Linked DNA regions of Homo sapiens: all the other regions are linked to region 2. Evidence: chromatin contacts called from ENCODE Hi-C or POLR2A ChIA-PET data. All regions are on one chromosome and are shown on one strand. The core of a region is the stretch at or near the end of the contact, and the rest is flanking DNA. Distances in the headings are between cores, read along the strand shown.

Region 1 (2,700 bases), core at 118-2,617, 670 kb before region 2:
AAAGCTAATTCTGCCAATTGTCTAGTTATATGTTTTCTATAATAATTCATGTTAACAGAAACATGGATGTTTGTGGCATGATTTAGGGGATTGCAGGCAGAAGCAGCTATGTTCCTACATAGGAAAAGATTTGAATTATATTTTTGTATTAAAAGTCTACAAACAACAGAAAGAAGAAAGATTGACAGTGTACAATATAGTGAAGTGTATTTCTATTACGTCAGTGGGTAATGTGTGCATATGTGTCTTTATCTCTTCTTTAAAAATAATGATTTGCAATCTTTTTAATGTGCAGGCATAATGATCTAGAACCAGAAATATATCCTATGGCAAAATGATAACAAGAATCTTGTTTAAAAAAATCCAGTTAACTTCAGCCCACACATTGAGGCAAATTCTATTTATCTAGTGAATTTCAAATTTACTCAGCTACTTTGGAATTTTGAATATCGTGATAGCAATTCATTCTGTTTATGCTTCCCACTTGAGCTACAGTCAAAGGGTAGAGAATGAAGTATATAGCAACAGGTTTGATTTGTAGAAAAATCTGTACCCTGTGTCTTTTATTTCATTAAAAAGAGTAGAAAAACTTGAATGTGATGGAACAGCAGAGATTGTGTTGAGAAAGTGAGTTTTAAAGATTTTTTTCAAATCTGTATTTATAAAGGAAAACTTTAAAAAATGGATAGCACTTTTGTGTTATATGTGGACTAACCTACCTTTAAGACTTTTTGACAGGAGAGACTAGAAGCGGTTGGTGGTTTCTGGAAATAATGGCTGTAGGCTGTAACTGATGATTTAAGCCAATTAAACACACAGAGTGGTTCTTTTTGGTGTTGTTTGGCAGAAAACGATGAAATGGTGTTGCCTGATAAGGAAGAGCCCAGCGTATGTGTGATTTCTTATGCACATGTGCTAGAATCAGTGCAACTCATAAATTCAAATTACTTTTAAAAGCTGGTCATGATACATTTGCTCATTAACCATATGGAAAATGGCACTCAGGAATTTTCTACAGTGTGTTTTCAAAGAAAGAATCCAATTGCAGGCAGACATTCCTTAGTACAGTGTTTATGCAGCTGTACTTGTGATTAAATTACACCAACTCAGGCCCACATGTAGCCACAGAACTTATTACTTTGAGTACAAAGCACCTTGTAGGAGTATGAGAACTCTCATTGTGATGTTTTTTGGCCTCTTGGCCACTGTATCAAGCAAGCATCAAAAGTCATGCATGTGCTCTGAGGTCTCTGGAGAAGGAGCTGTGGGACAGAACAGAGCTGCTCACACTGTATGAGGAACTTTGACAGTCTACCGGGGGACGGTGGGATTGCTGCTGTCAGCAGTTCCAACAGCGCAAACAGTGTGAAGAAGCTTCCACAGGGATTGAATTACTGAAGACTTCTGCTCCGTGTTTTTTGGTATAATTGAGAGCACAGAGGGAGCTTGATTTCTCTGTCTTATGATTTGAAGGTGAAGACAAGAGCCTGCAGGGCTCTGTCAGAGTTATGGGCATGCTCAACCCAGACTTCAGAAAAATCTAATTCCCATAAAACCTTACAAGGCTGAATTGCTTACCTGAATATAAAAGATTTACTTTCACTGAATCATTTAACACACAACCATATTAATTGCATTTTGAAAAAGAAAAGAAGCATAGAATACAGTACAACTGAAAAACCATATGGGGTTAAAAGAGTGCTTCAGTTTAAAATGCATGTTTGAAAGTGAAACTGGTGTGTACAGATGCTCTGACATACTTAGCCACACACGAACACGAAAGTCATATCTTTCGGAAAGAGCACGACATCGGTGTTCATTATTATCTCTATTGAAAATGAATTAATACCCCTTCCTCTGTATTCTGGAGGGGCAGACCTATCCAGGTGTATTGCATTTATACTGCGCCAGTGGGTATAACTATTATTCTGATTACACAAAAACAAATAAGAGTAAAAAATGCCAGCTGGTCATCTTCTGTCACTTTCAGCATAAATAGTGAATTGAGTGCCCCCCTCCTGGGGGTGCCCAGGGAGGGGCAGCAGTGTGATCTCCTGGCACTCTAACCACCTTTTCCTTCCTTTTTCACACATAGTCTGACCCAAATGCTTCCCTTGTATGGGGAGAAGCCAACCGTGACAACTTAGTCCCAGAGCGAGGGCAAAAATCTCCTGAGATATGCTCCCAAATAGGAAAGGATAGCATTGCTATACCCGCATGCAGTTTAAATTAAACTGATAGTAACACACAGGACTACTTTGATCTTCCTAGTTTCTTTCCGTGCAAAAATGTGGTCAAAATGCATGATAAATATGAAACCTTCTTGAAATGGTAGCTTGCTGTTTGGACTCAGGTGCTGGCCTGGGAGGAAGTGTTTCATGTACAGGCTTTCTTCTTGCAAAATGAAGGTGTTCCATCTTTGACCACCACTTAACCTCATCTATTGGGGTTGGCTCTCCTGCCCTGTCACGACTACTTGGACATCTTTAGACATGCTTCCATCAGAAAGCAAGTTAACCCACTCCGGGGACAGCCCTGCAAGGCACAGAAGCTGCAGGAGTATTTACACAGTTAACCAGCATACTTTATTTAACTATTCCTACTTCAAGCTATTTGGCAGGGAAGTGGGGGGGATACCACCCTAGAACAAATACCAATTGTTAGCTTCACTTTCACATTGCCAGCAAGCAGATCTTTTCC
Region 2 (2,700 bases), core at 110-2,609:
GACATTGTGAATAAAGCTGTTGTAAGCATTCTTGCACGGGTCTTTGATGGCATATGCAACTCTGTGGTGTAGACTTAGGAGACGAATTACTGGTTCATAGAATCAGTATCTATTGAAGGGTTTTAAATACTGCCAACAATTTTCCTAAGTGGTTCAACCAATTTGCACTTTCAGCCAAAGGATCTGGGAGGTTCAGTTGTTTCATACCCTTGCCCCTTCTAGGGGATGGGGAAGAGGTCATATTGACAGAGAAACAGCTTGGGGCAACCTTCAGGGGCAATAAAAATATTCCATATATCAACCTGGTTGGTGGTCATATAGGGGTCACAATTTTTACATAAGTATGTAAAAATTGATCAAGGTACAGGTTTAAGGTTATACACTTGTATGTAGGTTCTGCCTCAATGAGAGATGAGAGAGCAAGAGATTAAAAAGACAACAACCAAATGTAACGGGTGAAACTTGATTGGCTCCTGGTTCAAAACAAAAAACACTTATCAGAGACAGTTTTGAATCACTTGGAGAAGTTTTAATATGGCCTGGATATTAGATGTTATTAGGGAATTCTTTTTCATTATCTTAGGTGTGATCATTGTATTGGGGTTATTTAGGAGAATGTTAGTATTAGGAAATGCATGCTCGGGTATTTAATTAGGGATAAATTGTCATGCTGCCTGTAACTTACTTTCTAATGTTTCAGCAAATGTGTCTGTGTGTGGGCGGGGGGGGGGGGTCTGTGTGTGTGTACACATAAAGATAAAAACAAAACAACAAAACAAATATGGAAAAAAATGTTAACCATTGTTGAATCTAGGTGGTGGATATGAACTTGTTATATTATTTTTTCAACTTTTCTGAATATTTAAAACTTTCCAAAACAAAAATAAAATGTGTTTGGGGGAAGATATAGAGAGTTGAAGTGACCAGCTTAAAATAACAAGGTAACAAGGAGAAGACCCTAAAAGAAAATTCTAGCAATCTTGACCCTCTCTGTGCCATCCTGTACATTGTCGCTTCCCGGTGTTCAAGACTGATTGTTAAATTTGAATATGTTTTTTAAATTTTATTTCCTTCTTCAAAGTGCTTCCAAGAGTCTAACAGGAAAGCACAAAGACACCCCTAGATTTCTCTTATAAATAAACTTGCATTCTGCCTGCAAATCAAACCTCCCCCTGCCCCCATCTCTCGCCTGTTACACAGCTACTTTCAAAATCACTCCACAATCATTTGACCCATGTCCATATTCCCTTTTTCTAATGCAAAAGCTAAATTGAAAGCTAAGCGGCCCTGGCAGCCCACAAAACCCCATGATTTCTGCCCTGAGCGGGAGGGGACCCGGTGAAACGCCGCGCCGCTGTTTCAGGTTCACTGCCCAGCTGCCACGCTCAGCCGAGCTTCTCAGGTGGCTGGGCCACTTTGAAGGTTTACTTTCAATTAAAAAAAAAAATAAGAAAGAAGCCAAATCAGCAGCTGTCAGGGATGCAGGGGAGATTTATTCCGGGTGGTCAAAGGGGAGCGTGGTCCCCAGTAAAGGCCTAAAGTTAGGCAGGAAGGAAATTCAAGCTGGAGAGAGAAATTCCTCCTGGCAAGGTCAGCCGATGCTGGGCTAGTCCTTCTGGGTAAGGCTGCCCGATTCCTATTGCTGGACCTGCTCAAAAGGGAGCCGAGGAGTCGGCTTGCAGACACTTGGAGAGTGGGTTTGGGGAGGGAGACTGTCCAGGGGGAGCTTTGAAAGCAGAGCTTATTAATCAGATGAAACCAGGCCTGAGGGATCCAAACATGACTGATTTTCAAATTGCTTCCTGATTCAAAAGCTGGTGTTGCCCACCTCAAAATGTGATGAGGTGAAGAGGCCAGGTCCCTGGGCAGTTCTGCATGCATCGAGCTTCCATTGAAGTCGGCCTGTGTGAAGAAGCAGAGCAGCTGTGCAGAGCGGAGCTGGAGTGGGGGGCTGTGGTTTTATCACCTTTCATTTCCTGTCTCAGTTCTGATATGGCTTTAGACGTTTCACATGCAAGTGTGAAAACTAGCATGTGCTTTGCAGAAGGAATCAGCCAAGCGCCCCGCTAACCCTGATCAATGCCCTGGTAACTTCTAGAACCAATCAGTCAAGCTACATGCATGGGTTTTAAACTATTCTCATCCCCTCTCCCCTGTTTACAGCCATGTTATTTATCCACGCAATCCCGGAAGTAATTGGAATATAGAAGCTCGAGTGGGTTCTATGCCCTCTCCATTTCCTCTGGACGTACTAATTATCCATGTTATACCCGCTTGCTTCTTACCATGGGTAATAAGGGTTATCACTGACGCTGTTAGTTAAGCTAATAGACATTGCCCAGATATCCCAGACCTCATTAGGTATTTAAGATACCTATATGTTTTTTATATTTTTATATATATTTCAAATACCTATATTTATTTTATATTTGTATGCATTTTAAATACCTAATGAGGTATTTAAAATACATAAATGTATGTAAATATATGTATTTAAATAAATACATATATGTATATATAAAATACATATATGTATATATAAAATACATATATGTATTTAAATAAATAAATATATGTATATATAAAATACATATATGTATTAATATATGTATATATAAATACATATATGTATTAATATATGTATATATAAATACATATATGTAATTTAATATACGTATATATAAATACATATATGTTTTT
Region 3 (2,700 bases), core at 75-2,574, 660 kb after region 2:
GATGTTCAAATTTAAAAAGAAGCTAAAAATTGCTTCCAATCTGCCTCCTGGGTTATGGATTTATAAGAAGCTGTGTGAAGGTCAAATACTGCATGTTCTCACTTATAAATGGTAGCTAAGCAATGGGTACATATGGACATACAGAGTGTAATAACAGACACTGGAGACTATGAAAAGTGGAGGGATGGGAGGGGGTGTTGAAAAAGTACCTATTAGGTACAATGTTCACTATTTGGGTGATGGGTACACTAGAAGCCCAGACTTCACCACTATGTTATATATGCATATAAGAAACTTGTACTTGTACCCCTAAATATATAAAACTAAATAAATTTTTAAAAGAAGCTATGGAATTTGGGAACCAAAAATCAAATATGTGGCCTCATGACCAAGAACTGAGCTATGCCATTCATGGGGTCAATGTCTGAATCTCCTATCTTCAGTGTCATAACAATAGAGAAGGCACACTGTAATGCCTGCTCCTGGGCTAAGGATCCAGTGGACAGCTAAGACAATGCAAAATTAGCAGGCTGAAACAGATGCGAAAGAAGGAGAGGATAAAAACCTCTCATTCAAAATAAGCCAATATGCCTGTAAACAAAATTCAAAACACATAAATTGAATATTAAGAAAGACAGGTAACAAAATAATCAGAGATGAGTTCACTTCAGATGAGGTGAATTTTATGGAATAGTCTGAGAAAGACTTTAAATATACTGGCCCATGATCTGAAATCCCCAAACTCTGAAAAGGAAATAGGTTTTGTAACTGTTTTGGTGGCAAACCTAACCTAACCAATAATCATTTGCTGGCAAAGTCTGAACTAAACTGATATAAGTCTATGTATATAGTCAGTTAGTGTCTCCCTAGGTGTGCCTATTCATGCTTTTCACTGGAGAAATATTAACCTGTTTGATTATAGGGTATTATCCCAGACCTCACTGGAGATGTTATCTTTTTTCAAATCTTAAAAATTTTGAATTCTGAAATACACCTGGCTCCAAGGCCTTTAGGATACTAAAAAAGCTAAATGAAGAAGTAACTTCCACTTAAAAGTACATGAAGTTTTGAAACAAAAACTGGCAGAAAAGACAAGAAAAAATAAATATGATAAAGAGCCAATTGAAAAGTTTTAAAAGTATAAATTAAACTGAATCAATAAGCTGGATAATTTCTAGACCAGAGATAGTGAAATAAAATATTTCCGTATTGTAAAAGAGCCTTGAGGTCCTGCTGACTAGCTCTGTGCTATAGCTCTGGGTTAAATCAGAGGTTAGAACCTCCTAGATGAGTCATCAGCATCACTTCCTGGTGGTTGCCCCTTCTCAACGGTACCTCTTGTTGTCTAGGGAACACACACACACAAATACACACACACATACATATACCTGTATATGTACGTGTATGTGCATTTTATGTATATATGTATGTATGTACACCTATATACATGTATGTGTGTATGTGTGTATACACACATAGCATGTGTAGGGAGGGATACAGCAAACTTAGTATTAGAATGAAGTAGAGGGAAGATCATTTAGGTTTTTTATGCATATCTATATTGTTTTACTTGTTACAAGTAAATATTATTTCGTAGCATGAAAATTCAAATAAAATGAAGACTTTACTTAAGAAATATACTTAAAAACCTTTAACTGCTACCTTCAAAATGTTAGAAATGTAGTTTACAAAAATGTACACATCTAAAAGTTCAGTTACAATTAACTCCACATATATTTTCATCCCACAAATTTAATCCCCCAAATGAATATTTTCCTCAAAAGGACAAAACAGAGAATGTTACAGAGAGCAAAGAATAAAAATATAGTGGAGGAAGTCTTTCAGTGTCTTCATTTTGAAGTGTTGTGTATTCTTATTGTTATGGTTGATATCCTATAGCTCTAACTCGAATCTGAAATCAGTATGATCTTAAATTTGGTTCTGAAGTTCGAAGAACTCCTGGAAGAAAAGTAATACCAAGACCTGTAGTAACCTGTCCTCCAAGCCATGAGGTAGGTGCCAGGGGATGTAGAAGTTCCGGATTCTGAGCTCAAGGAATTCAGCTGCTACAAATTGCTTAGCCTAAGGGGTTGAACAGTCAGTGAGTGTGGTATCCTTTTAGGGTAAGCTGTGTCATTTCTGGACGCTTACTAGATTGAGTCTCATCTGTCTTTTAAGAGAAATCTTGCCCTGAATCATGTAGAACAGGATGCCCCCTTCTAAGTCCAGATAACCAAAAAGAAAGGATTCTATAGATGCCCACATCCCCTGCCATGTCTAGAAAGTGCTCAAAGAACAACCTGAACATGGCTCCATGTAGCGTACCATCCAGCCCCACCCTAAATCAGATAGTTCAGCAAATGTTGATAAACACCTCTGAGAAATTCTTCCAGGTTCCCCTGAATTTGAGAAGCAACTGTGGCCAAGTATTTTTAGCAGATACAGATGGGGAGGTAGTAATAACTTTGATAATAAATAAAAGGCTGGCCCACCTCTCTCCCGCTGAGGTCCACCATGACAGGGTGTGCAGGTGTGGGCTGCCTCACTGCCACGGGTCTTGGCTCCCCATCAAGCAGGAAGTGTCTGGCCTCACAAGCCAGGGTACAGGGGAATCTGGTCACTGGCAAATGCTGGTAGAGTAAGCAACTTCAACAACAGCAACAACAATGGAATCAATAGTTACAACTGAGAACATCAAAC
Region 4 (2,700 bases), core at 20-2,519, 860 kb before region 2:
GTTAGACTGGAAAAAATACAACTTCCTTAAAGCTTTGATGTCTTTGCATGGTGGCTTAATAGATAGCTGTACCTTAATTTTACAGAACGGAGAATTTTTAAAATCTGATTAAGAACAATAGTATTTGTACAAAATTCTGCCTGTTTTGTGTAATTAACCGTATTCTGAATCTCTTAATTTCCACCAAGACTTGTGAATCTAAGCTCTACTTGGTAGCCCTCTCAGGCATTTATAACTTGACAAGCGTGTCCAATCAATAAATAGCAACAACAATAATAATACTAAAACATCCTTTCCCTTAAGATAAGGTAAAAGAAGGAAACAGGTGATGGTTTCTTGTTTTGCGATGGGAGCAGGTGAAAAGTTAGAAAACAAAACTGCGAAAAGAAACAAAAATTCCCACCGACCTGCAGACATTTCAATTTATTTTAGAAACTATTTTCTTGTACACATATTCTTAAGTGCATATTTCCTTACCTCTTGCTTAAAGAAAAAATCAACAGAAAGCTTTATTTTCTGGACAAAGATCTATGTCAATTTGAGAATGTTAAAAAAGTGAACTCAAAGCTGTCTCTTTTGAATCACATTATGACATTCGTCAGCATCAATGACTTTCTCTAAACGAGAAAATAAAAAAAAAGTCCAAATAACTTGCCTTTATAAAGATTCCAAGTAAGAGAGACTTGGCAGGTCTGCGGTTGCCATAAAAAAGATTTCCCGAGTCCGGGCAACAACAGCAGACACACTTTTTTAAAGTCCGACAATGCAAAAGCCAAGCAATGAATTTCCCCCCTCCTTTCTTTTTCTTTTTCTTTTTCTTTTTTTTTTTTTTTTTTTTTGCCCCCTCAAGAACAAATTGTTGCCTCCTTTTACATCCATCCTACCAGAAGGGGGACCTTTCCACTTTCAGATGCTCCTCTGCTTTAATTTCTGAAGAGGAAAAAAAGCGAGCAGAAGAGCCCCGAGATCCGCCGTGGAGCTCTAATAACGCAGCTGCGGCGGCGGCGACGGCGGCGGCGCGGGGTGTGCGAGCGGCCGGGCGGGCGGCGCGAGGGGCGGCGGCGCAGGAGCGGGCGGGGCGCGCGGCGCGTGGGAGGCGGCGGCGGCGGCGGCGGCGGCGGGCGGGGCTCGGGGCGCTCGGCCGCCGCCTGGCTCCGGATCCGCGCGCCGCGGCCGGCGCCTCCAGTCCGGGTCTTGGCGGGCCCCCTCCTCCCTCCCGCTCCCCGCGCTCTCGCCTTTTAATCATGCCCCTCTGTCTGTGTGTGAGTGCAGGCAGGCTGACAATGATTTCCTCAGTGATTACGTACAGAGCGAGTCCCTGCGGGTTAGGGGCCCCCTCTGGAGCCATCCTGATGGCTTTGGGGGCCTTGCTTCCATTTTCCATTATTATGTGGACTACCGGAGCGACAGCGCAGTCCAAGACCTTGCAGGTTTGTGATGAGGAGGGAGCACACAGCACACTCCTTCTCCTCCTCCTGCTCCCGGCTCTCCTCCTCCTCCTCCTCCTGCTCTCGCCGCCGCTGCCGCCGCCGCTGCCGCCGCTGCTGCCGCCGCCGCTGCCGAGGCAGCCGTAGACTTTAGAGCCCCGGTCCAGCGCCAGCCGCCGGCGCCGCGCCCCCGCCCAGAGAGGGGCGCCCCGAGCCCGGGCCCCGCACACCCCCTGCACACAAGCAGCCCCGCACACCACCTGGGGGCCGTCGGCTCGGGTGCTTTGGCTTTTTCTTTTTGAAAGAAATTACTTTAGTGTGGGTTAAGAAAAAAAGGGTGGGGGGAAGGGAGAAAAAAAGTATTTTTTTCCCTTTGCTTATTTTCGTGGCCCGTTCGCATCTGCCTCGGATGGTGGGAGATTTTTCTTTCCAAGACCTTTTCATCGCCTTGCAGGGTCGATTTCCCCCCCTCGTCCCCCCAACTACAAAAGAGCACGACTCGCTTTGTAAACAAATCAGTGTTATTTGTTTTTTTCCGGTGGGGGGGGGGGCGGATTTGTTGAAAAGGAAAAGCGGTAAAGAAAAAAAAAATCACCCAGACGCTTTTCTTTTTATTAGTTTTTTTCTATTCGCATGAACTATGTGAATTTTGATTGAGGTGGAAATAGTAACGGATTTTCTCTTTTTAGTGTAGCTGACGGCTCTTCAAACATTGTCTTTGGGGTTTTTTTTTTAGCTTTTTTTCCCTCCTTTCCTTTTTTCTTTTTCCTTTTTTTTTTTTTTTCTTGGAGATTGGGGGTGGGGGTCGAAGGCTGGGAAAGTTTGGTGCAGCAGCCGCCGCCGCCGCCGCCGCCGTCGTGCAGAGCGCGGAGCTCGGGCAGCCGCGAGCCCCGCGCGCGAGCGCGAGCCGGAGCCGGAGCGAGGAGCGGAGCGCGGAGCGAGGGCGCGAGGGAGGCCGAGCGGAGGGCGCGAGGCGCCGCGGCCCGAGGGGCGCGCGGCCACGAGGAAGTATAGTTTCTTTCAGGGCTGAATTGAAACAACTTCAGCTGTTTGCTTTTAGGATGTCTCGCCGCAAGCAAGCGAAACCGAGATCCCTCAAAGGTAAGGAGGAACCCCCTGCTCCCCGCTTTCCCCCATCCGCGAGTGTCACTGTGGGTAGCGGAGCGAGGGCTGCGTGGCTGCGAGGCGTGTGCGCGCGTGAGTGTGAGTGTGAGTGCGGGGGCGCGCGCGCTCCCCTCCCCGCTGAGCCCCTAGGTGGAGTGAGGGTGAGGTG
Region 5 (2,700 bases), core at 26-2,525, 550 kb after region 2:
GAACTTGACAAACCTAGAAAAGCACCCCTCCTCTCTGGGGACAGAGGGAGTCCCAACTTTCCCTTCGTCTGGCATTCCCAAGATGGGTTTTTGAGATAATTTTGTTATTTCAGACATCAAATAACATTAAAACACATATTCCATTATTAAGTTATTCCTTTTTCAATTCTCTTTCTAGCGTTTGGACGAGGACAAGGAACAGCTTTTGGCTTTGTGCTAGTATGTCTTAAACACCCTCTTGATTACGTGTTAAGCACCTTTTTCTCCAAGCAAAGAACACATAGGTCACACTACTTAGTTTGATATTAACAGTGTTTGGTTTTCAAATGTTTATTTCTCAGGGTTATCTATTATTTATGGTAAAGAATATTGGGTTTCCATTTATGGGAGAGATAAAAAGATCCCATAGAAGCACATTTAAAATAAATAGTTTGATGGAGAGAAAACAGTTAAGCCAATGTTTTACCTTATGGCAAAGATGGTGAAAATGGCACAAATTACTGTAATTTGAAACACATTATGTTAACCAAAAAATCTCTGTCTATAACCTAAAACCTACGTTTTTGCATTCCCTGGAGGAGAAGCCAATAGATTCAGGTTTAGGAAGTGGCAGAGAAGCTCTATCTTCACCCTTTCAGGGCCTGCGTCTCAACCTGCACCTTAGAAATGAAGGCTTTGGGTTAAGAAATGGGCACTTACTCTATGTGGTTGTGAACATTAATTAGATCCTTAAAAATCATTTAAAGTATTTTGAGATTCTCATATGGTGAGTATTTTGAATATCTCATACAATTATGCCTATAATATAAGGTGAATTGTTTCTGTCCATGGCTCTGAACATAACTATTTACCTTTGGTTTCCCTGATGGAGGTGATCCCAGGTAAACTGGCGCTCTGATGCTGATGGTGGAGTTTCCAGGCAAACTTCCCTCCCGGGCCCTCAGTCCATCCACAACCAAGCGCCCCTTTTCCCCATCATGGCCAAACACCACCTTCAGAGTAAGAAAGATACGTGAGTTGTATTTTTACCTTTGACAATTGGTGTTGTATTTTATTAAATATTAGTGGCCAAATTAAAAAAAAATGTTTTCATGCTCCTTCAAATAGCTTCAAAAGATGAGAGATTTTTTCCTCCGGTTATCACTATCACCATCGTTTTGTGAGATTATGTGAAATACTGAACAAACTGAGCTCAAAAGGGGAACTGAAAAAAAAAGGTTGCTTAGAAGTGAACTAATCAAAAGAGATTATAGAATTCATCTGGAAACTTACACAAAAGAGAAACAGTTCAAGGCACAGCCACAGGCAACCCCCTCCATGTAACAAAGGGGCAGGGACAGTTTATACAGTGCTGGGGACGGGGGTGTGTTGGAGTCGTGGCACCCTGGGCTGGCCTCTTGGAGCAGGTAGAACGAGGGCACTTCTCTTCAAACAAGAGGAGTGTTTAAACTCTTTGCTAAAATTTCTGATCCCTGGGGTCTGGTGTGGATTCTGCCATCTCATAGGTGTGGTGAGACTATTCACTACGGACACTTCCATTTATATGCCAAGCTGTGACCTTTGGCCTCTACTGCCTGCTGACACCTGGGCTTGAAGGTCTGACAGGCCACTCAACCCTGAGATGTTCACGACAGAAATCCTCATTCTCCCCCAGCTCTGAACTGCTCTCCTCCTGGCCACATCTGCCTCTTCTCCATCTTCATCTCAGTAAATGCCCACTAATGACTCAATTGCTGGCCCCAAATCACAGGATGTGATCTGGACCCTCTCTTCCTCTCACCCTCTATATGTGATCCATCAGCAAGGCCGCGTGGTTCTACCTTCAGCATGCGTCCTGGCGGTCACTTCTCCCGACCTCCCCACAGCCTCCGCAAGCAAAGGCAATAGCAGCCATGTGGGCCCCCTGCTGCTACTCTTGCCCCCTGGCAGTCTCTTCAGCTAAAGAATTAAATAATATATGAATCTGTACATGTAAGAGTTTTATTTTTTTTATTTTTATTTTTTTGACAGAGTCTTGCTCTGTCGCCCAGGCTGGAGTGCAGTGGTGTGATCTCGGCTCACTGCAACCTCCACCTCCTGAGTTCAAGCGATTCTCCTGCCTCAGCCTCCTGAGTAGCTGGGATTACAGGTGCATGCCACCATGCCCAGCTAATGTTTGTATTTTTAGTAAAGATGGGGTTTCACCATGTTGGTCGGGCTGGTCTCGAACTCCTGACCTTGTGATCAGCCCGCCTTGGCCTCCCAAAGTGCTGGGATTACAGGCATGAGCCACCGCGCCTGGCCAAGAGTTTTAAGACTCTTTAAAAGCTTTACAGACACTTTCAAATAAAGTCCAAAGTCGGAGCTTGGCCTTCAAAGCTTAAATGATCTGGGCTCTGTCTTCCTCTCTAATTCCATTTCTTATTGCTTTGTGTTTTGTTCATTCAGCTAATTCCCACCTCCAGGTCCTTGTTATTTGCTCTTCCCTCTTCCTGGAACCCCCTCCCCATAACTTCATGTGACTACCACCTGCTGTACCAGGGCTTTCTCTACTGCCTTATTTAAAATAGTCTCCCTGCTCTGTCATTTTCTTACCTTGCTCTAGTGTTTTCTCAAAGCACTTACCAATCTCTGACATTACATTGAGGATTGTTTGCTTATGTGTTCCAGGAAGGCAGCTGAATGACTAAGGGAATGCAACTTGTCAAGTCACTTACATTT

The links. A loop is a pair of places that touch in the nucleus more often than their neighbours do. ChIA-PET counts read pairs that join two places held with the same protein, here RNA polymerase II (POLR2A). Pooled maps may share reads with other maps.
Region 1: a loop to region 2 is called in a pooled map, with 18 times the contacts of the local background. The contact joins two enhancer-like sites. A Hi-C loop is called at or near these places in 2 of 37 single-sample maps with no recorded cell type and 3 of 50 pooled maps.
Region 3: a loop to region 2 is called in a map of K562, with 8 times the contacts of the local background. The contact joins two enhancer-like sites. A Hi-C loop is called at or near these places in 2 of 168 maps with a recorded cell type or tissue (K562 and chondrocyte) and 5 of 50 pooled maps.
Region 4: a pooled map shows a loop between it and region 2 (5-fold over the local background). The contact joins the promoter of ZNF521 here to the enhancer-like site in region 2. A Hi-C loop is called at or near these places in 1 of 37 single-sample maps with no recorded cell type and 5 of 50 pooled maps.
Region 5: a pooled map shows a loop between it and region 2 (6-fold over the local background). The contact joins two enhancer-like sites. A Hi-C loop is called at or near these places in 1 of 168 maps with a recorded cell type or tissue (mammary epithelial cell), 2 of 37 single-sample maps with no recorded cell type and 2 of 50 pooled maps. POLR2A ChIA-PET finds 5 or more read pairs at or near these places in 2 of 52 experiments (HEK293 and PC-9).

Annotation. Positions count from the first base shown.
Region 1 is chr18:25,164,075-25,166,774 of GRCh38, reverse strand. The region is part of intron 5 of ZNF521 (zinc finger protein 521); the gene reads left to right. Among named protein-coding and RNA genes, the nearest start is that of LINC01894, 180 kb to the right of the region's middle. RefSeq lists an enhancer at 469-2,071. Within about 2 kb of position 1,367, at least 4 of the 41 ENCODE cell types and tissues checked have a DNase peak (open chromatin) inside an H3K27ac peak, as active enhancers do.
Region 2 is chr18:24,491,355-24,494,054 of GRCh38, reverse strand. No RefSeq gene overlaps it. Among named protein-coding and RNA genes, the nearest start is that of HRH4, 32 kb to the right of the region's middle. RefSeq lists an enhancer at 1,665-1,834 and a silencer at 2,015-2,074. Within about 2 kb of position 1,359, at least 2 of the 41 ENCODE cell types and tissues checked have a DNase peak (open chromatin) inside an H3K27ac peak, as active enhancers do.
Region 3 is chr18:23,827,260-23,829,959 of GRCh38, reverse strand. LAMA3 (laminin subunit alpha 3) reads right to left here. Exons shown (of 75, transcript NM_198129.4): 23 at 2,493-2,646. Among named protein-coding and RNA genes, the nearest start is that of LAMA3, 140 kb to the right of the region's middle. Within about 2 kb of position 1,324, at least 4 of the 41 ENCODE cell types and tissues checked have a DNase peak (open chromatin) inside an H3K27ac peak, as active enhancers do.
Region 4 is chr18:25,350,735-25,353,434 of GRCh38, reverse strand. It overlaps ZNF521 (zinc finger protein 521), which reads left to right and starts at 1,269. Exons shown (of 8, transcript NM_015461.3): 1 at 1,269-1,430; 2 at 2,488-2,528. The coding sequence starts at 2,489. RefSeq lists a silencer at 1,174-1,243.
Region 5 is chr18:23,944,436-23,947,135 of GRCh38, reverse strand. LAMA3 (laminin subunit alpha 3) reads right to left here. Exons shown (of 75, transcript NM_198129.4): 70 at 852-992. Among named protein-coding and RNA genes, the nearest start is that of LINC02958, 37 kb to the left of the region's middle. Within about 2 kb of position 1,275, at least 3 of the 41 ENCODE cell types and tissues checked have a DNase peak (open chromatin) inside an H3K27ac peak, as active enhancers do.